Regions from separate parts of the Mus musculus genome. Here region 1 is linked to region 2. A link is a loop called in an ENCODE intact Hi-C map of the cell type or tissue named here. Cell type or tissue: left cerebral cortex. All regions are shown on one strand. Links, peaks and the distances in the headings refer to the core of each region. The heading gives the core; the rest is flanking DNA. Region 1 has its middle 55 kb from the start of Gm45650. Region 2 holds the start of Mfap3l (microfibrillar-associated protein 3-like).

The links. Hi-C counts contacts between places; a loop is a spot of excess contacts. Peaks named below come from ENCODE experiments on the same cell type or tissue, not always from the same donor. Only the 100,000 strongest peaks of a DNase experiment are listed, where the experiment ranks them.
Region 1: it touches region 2 in a loop (3-fold over the local background); 3 of 42 quality-filtered maps call a loop at or near these places.

Annotation. Positions count from the first base shown.
Region 1 is chr8:60,772,324-60,775,234 of GRCm38, forward strand. No RefSeq gene overlaps it. Among named protein-coding and RNA genes, the nearest start is that of Gm45650, 55 kb to the left of the region's middle. In left cerebral cortex, for the core only: a CTCF peak has its summit at 1,298; DNase peaks (open chromatin) are centred at 819 and 1,331.
Region 2 is chr8:60,632,299-60,635,209 of GRCm38, forward strand. Mfap3l (microfibrillar-associated protein 3-like) reads left to right here and starts at 527. Exons shown (of 3, transcript NM_027756.5): 1 at 527-760. In left cerebral cortex, for the core only: CTCF peaks have their summits at 700 and 1,186; DNase peaks (open chromatin) are centred at 439, 1,173 and 1,920; H3K4me3 peaks cover 2,356 bases; H3K27ac peaks cover 1,331 bases.

The sequences.
Region 1 (2,911 bases), core at 293-2,792, 140 kb after region 2:
AACTCAGGGTCCTTATCTAAGGGGATGAGAAGCAGGTGAGCAAGGGAAGGTGCTCGAGGCTACGGTCCCGATTCATTCCATCCATGGGGCAGACAGACCCCCTCCCTGGCTTGCCTCCTGCCAACTTCATTAAAACCTGCTACATAGGCTGCCCTCACCTGTTTCCCTGACCTCAGCCTCCAACTTCTGTTTCTTCTAAGGTCTTTTACCCTTCAGCTGCTGGGCATGGAATCAAGCATGTAGTCTCTCTCCTCTAAAACAAGGAGGACAACCCAATGAGCAGATGCATGACAACATTAGCCCTAGGCTTGGTCTCTCCAGTCACTTCTCCACCCCTGTTTCTCCCTCCTCTTTTAAGTAAGTTCTCCACCTGTTTCTCTCGCCTCTTTTAACCTTACTGAATTTCTGTGGCTCACACTTCTAGCCAGTATGTATAAAGGGGCCCGTGTACATTTTGTTCACAGACATGCAAGACATTTGCCAAAGGTACCAGTAATTGGAATTGTTCACAGTCTAGATAGAAAACAAAAAATAACTAATATGTTAAAATATGAATATATATTATATTTAATATATAAGTAAAATATAATATGAATTTATATGTGGAGTCTTCACAAAAGTGTCACAGAGAGGTCAAAATCTGTCTGGTGAAAAGCTTTATAGACGACAGAGGCTTAAGTTGGACTTGGAATGTTTCTGTGTAGGTGCACCAGGAAGTTCCGGTAGTAGTTTCCAAAGAGAAGAGAAACAAGCGTAAGAAAGATGCGTGGGAAGCTATAGAACAGAGTTGTAGGTGTTTGTGTTTCTGATTTTTCTCTTCTCTAAGTAGATGGATGGAAAAACACAGTGGGAGATGATTGACAGCTTGAAGAGGCGCTCAAGTAATTTAACAGAGAGATATCCCTACCCAGCAATATCACTCTCCCTGAGCAAAGTACAGAAACTCATCAGTAGGAAAGACAAATGGAGCTGGAAGCACGTTTAACTCCACTGCTTCATCACCTCATCTGGGGCTGTGTTTGTGGATGTCACTCTGTCCACCAAACAAACAGAGGAAATTCCAAAGATGCTCATATTTCCTCTTTCTCCCCTCTCCCTCCTTCACTGGGGACAAAAAAAAATATTTGATTTCTCTCTGCACCTGTTCCTGCATTGTTTTTGTATGCCACCTGTTCCTATAGCATCCCAGTAGACACACATAATCCCTGACTCATAAGACTAAAATGCGAACTATGCCAGGAACCGGACTATAGACAGAGTCACCGCCAGGATATGTAGGCTGAGCTGCAAGCAAGGCCCAGGTTTCTTTTGTGATCCTAACGCCTACATCCTCTCAGCCTGAAATGGACTATTGTGCTTTTCTGGGCTCTGTGACTCACCAGTCTTTGCACATCACACAGACAGGAGTTTGTTAGGGATTTTTAGGTGTTGAAAGTCTGGAAAGCTCAGGCAGTGCAGAATTGCTAAATCTGTACAGTTGACTAAAGAGAAGAGCTAAGGCCTCTGAGACATTTTCCCAAGATTTAACTCTTGACAACTCCATGTCAATTTTAGCCACATTTTCTGCTAGTAAATAATGGCTGGACCAGCTACAACTTTAGAGCCCTCACTGTAATCAGTTCTAGGGGAGGGATTATGATTGACAGGTAATTAAGAAAGCTGACAGGAAATAGCATTTGGCCTTTTTGAAAGAAAACCACAGTTTGTAAAACATAATCTAATTTACCAAAACCCCAGATGGCAAAGCTGTGCATATTGTCACCAAGGCCAGGAGTCTTGTATTAAATTAATCCCTCTTCATATTATAGTTATGGAAACTTTAACTTCCATATGAGAGGAAAGGATGAAAATATTACAAACTTTGAATTAGGAACTCAACATTTTCTGGGCCACTGCTAAATATAAGATGCAAAAACATTGATTGATTGGGATGCAGACTTTCCTGGCTAGAGCGGAGATAAGATTGAGCAGCTCTGAAATGCCCTTCCCTTGTTTAAACGAGCAAGACTGAGTGTTAGGAGGTAGTTCCCCGAGTTCAGCCATCTCAGGAACGAGTTCACCTTGCTGGCTGGATCAAAACTGAGTTTACATTCCCAGGGCCCGGAAACCAACTCCTATCCTGCTTCTTCCAATGTTTCCTGTTTGTCTGTTAACTAATAACAGATGTAAGGAGGAAAGATGCTGTTATCCCGTTATCTAACCTAAAACACACAAGTCATAAATGTGTTGCCATCTTGTAATTGACTAAGAGCTGCTTGACCACTTCTTTGTTCCCTTATCACTTTAAATGCCAGGTCCCTTATGGAGGAGCTAGAGAAATTACCCAAGGAGCTAAAGGGATCTGCAACCCTATAGGTGGAACAACAATATGAACTAACCAGTACCCGGGAGCTCTTGTCTTTAGCTGCATATGTATCAAAAGATGGCCTAGTCGGTCATCACTGCAAAGAGAGGCCCATTGGACTTGCAAACTTTATATGCCCCAGTACAGGGGAACGCCAGGGCCAAAAAGGGGCAGTGGGTGGGTAGGGGATTGGGGGGGCTGGGCTTGGGGGACCTTTGGGATAGCATTGAAAATGTAAACGAGGAAAATACCTAATTAAAAAAAAATGCCAGGTCAGAGTCCAGGGGGGAAGCGGACTACAAAAGCTGACTCAAGTACCCTGAAAGTTAACCTCAGGTAGACCAATGTTAACTTCCCTTGTGTCAAAATATGATTGGTCAATGCAACATCCCACCTAATCTCCCTTGCTTTGTGTTCCCATCCTATAAAAATGTTGTACAATCTCTCTTCAGAGATTCCGTTCAGATCCCGAAGTAGCCACCTCCTGGTGCAAGCAAAAAATAAAGCTTTCAGTTCTTCTGGTGAGTTTTCTTGGCTTCGATCCCAAACCCAGCATATGAAAGGAGG
Region 2 (2,911 bases), core at 236-2,735:
GCGGAACCACACCACTCAGAATCCACCGCAAACACCCTGCTGTGTCTTGTCGTGCCACTTCGAGGCGTCCACTGTGCTTTTGCTGTGACAGCGCGGCCGGCCGCCTAGGAGGCCCCATATGCTCCTGCTCGCGAGGTGCTGTGACAAGACAGCCTTAGAGACTAGGTTGGTTAATGCGTGGGTAGGCTGGTTGCCCGTGGCATCCAAGATGACATTCGAAGACGCCTTTGCCTGCGTGTCCTTGAACGCCACTGAGACGCGACGCTCCGGAAAGTTGAGGTGACAACGCCGGCAGCGCCCTGCCTCCCCACAATTACCAGTCACGCTGCCCTAGCACCACTGAGTCTGGAGGAAGAGGCAGGGTGGAGCGCGGGAGCACCGCCCAGTGGCCGCCCGGTCCCGCCCAGAGGCCGGGCTCTCTGAGCACGATGCTTCCCTGCAGACTGCAGGGCCAGCCCGGGGTGGGCGGAGCCCACCACCCGCAGCGGCCCGCCCCGGGCCGCGGCTGCGGCGAAAACCCGGTTGTGCAGAGTGCACCGGACCTCGGCGCCGCCGGGAGCCGCACTGGGCATGCTCGGCTCTCGCCGGCTCTGGAGCCCGTAGGTGGGAAGCTCCGGCTCCCGGCGGCGGGGCTCGTAACCCGCATCGAGAAGAGGCGCGGGCGGCGGAGGAGGTTGGTACACGCTCGGTGCTGCAGAGCTCCCCGGGTGGCCATGGCGAGAGGTGCACGGCGACCACCCGAGTGGCGCAGCGGTGTCAGGTCAGTGAGGGCACTGGGCGGGCGAGCCTGGGCGGCGGGCTACAGTAGGAGGGAGCCTCGCACCGGGTTTGTGGTCAGCGGCCGCCCGAGCTGCAGAACTTTCGGACGCCTGGGCTGGCGAGGCTACGCGCCTGGAGGTGCCCTGCTCTCCCAGCTCGTGGCTGGTCGCAGGATGCTGGAAGTACATGCAGGGCGGAGACCGGCGGGTTGGGGACAGTCGCGTCCAAGGCTCGTGCCACAACCTTCTGATGGCCAGGGGCGCGCTGTCCACAGCGCGTTAGCACAGAGCCTTCCCAATCTCCCGGGAGAAGGAGGATGCCACGCAGAGACAGGGCTCTTCGCCCAGCTGTGGATCGTTCTTGTCACGGTGCCTCAGTTTCCCCAGACAGGGAAGGGTGTACTGGCCTTTGCCCGGAAGGCGGCGTGGGGAGCTCCGAAGCGCCGCGTCCTGATGCTGCAGGAGTGTGGGAAGCAGCTGGTGCTAAGAGCTGCTTCCTTGTCTTGAGAGCTCTTGGAGTTTGTCGCATTTCCCACCATAGCAAGTTGACACCAAATTGTCTGGTGGCCTGGAATGGGGGAACGTCCTTCTTTGGCTAAAAAAGTAAATGCCGAGTCAATCCTTTTTAAGCCCGAGAATTGCTTGTCTCCCTCTTTAAATTAGCCTGGGATCGCAAATTCCAAGGTTTATAAAGCAAACTGGAAAAAAGAAAAGAAGATGTTTGCAGGTACATCAGCTGCTCACCCTGTAGAAAATATTATGGCTCCGTCGTCATTGTTTTGAAAGACACTTGTTCAAAGTGTGGTTACTGTAGCAATCTTTATTTGCTCTAGCTTTATATTAGGAACTTGGAATCAGCATTGCAGAAACAGTGGTTTTTGAAGTTTTCTCACTCCCCCCCCCCCAGGCAAAACACTTTTTTTTTAAAGTTGCTACTACACTCAACATAGTAAAATGTTCAGGATTAAATCTGCAAGATGGAAAAAGAATTGTTTTTCAGGAGAGACTAAATTAGAGCAAGGTAGTTTGCAGGCAGTGAGCTAATGCACAAAAATGCAATCTGTACCTTCTAAGGTAATGTTACTGTTTTCCCCTACAGCTACCCATATTCATCTATTAAAATACTTACAAGTTTGAGGAGCCCAGCACATGACTGGTTACATTACCTGGCTCTGTGTGATGCACCACGTTTACAATGTGCCCTGATTGCTCCACCTAGCTATGCCTTGTGCTGTTTAGAAAGAGACAAGTGGGATCTTTCCTTAGCTGTGTCTTTCTGATTGATAGCAGGGGGCTGAGCACCTAGGTCTTACAAGTGTTGCTGGGTTTGTACTTCTGTGCCCCCTGGGTTTGCTAGTGACACTAGATGAACACAACAGACCATTTCTTTTAAAAATAAATCTCCTCACACTCATGTGACCTTATTCAAACCCCACTCCTCACCCTTTTTGGCTAACAATTGAAAAATTTAAGACTATTTAAGTACCACAGCTATTGTTTAATTTGAGCTTTCAATATTTTTCTTCAAGAACTTCCAGACACTTAAATGCCAAGTAGCTACTTGCAGTAACCAAATTGTTCAGTCTCAGCCCAAGTCATATAGCGTCATTAAGCAAGTGTGTTTGTATGAATTCAGGAAATATGTAGATAGTAGTGTTTGCCTAACTTAGAATTCATTCTAGCATTTGGGATACAAGTTGTCTTTTCTAGCAAAACCCAGGGGAACACTTACAATTCTGACAGTTTCCATGGCCAGTCACATATAGTAAAAATCAGCATTAAGGTGCAAATGGTTGGTTTTAAATTTGCCGTGATACCTCTGTGGAATGGGGTTAAAAGAATAGGGGTTGGTTGGTTATGTGATTATAACTAATTAAAGGCAGACAGAGCCATTTAATACTCATGCTCCAAACAGAGGCTCTGTAAATTTATTGGTCTTGCTTCTGCCTCCACCTGAGGCCTCTTCATGCATTAAAATTTCACATTAAATTTTCTTCCCCACAAACTTTTATGGCCAGGCTTCATAAGCTGCAAGGATGAGTAAGACATCATGACTCATACCATCTAGTTGGAGTGATGTGCCCGAAGACAAATCAATTAGAGTAGAAAATAAGCGTTGCAGTCCATGTATGTGTGTGGGCCTGAAAAGAGGC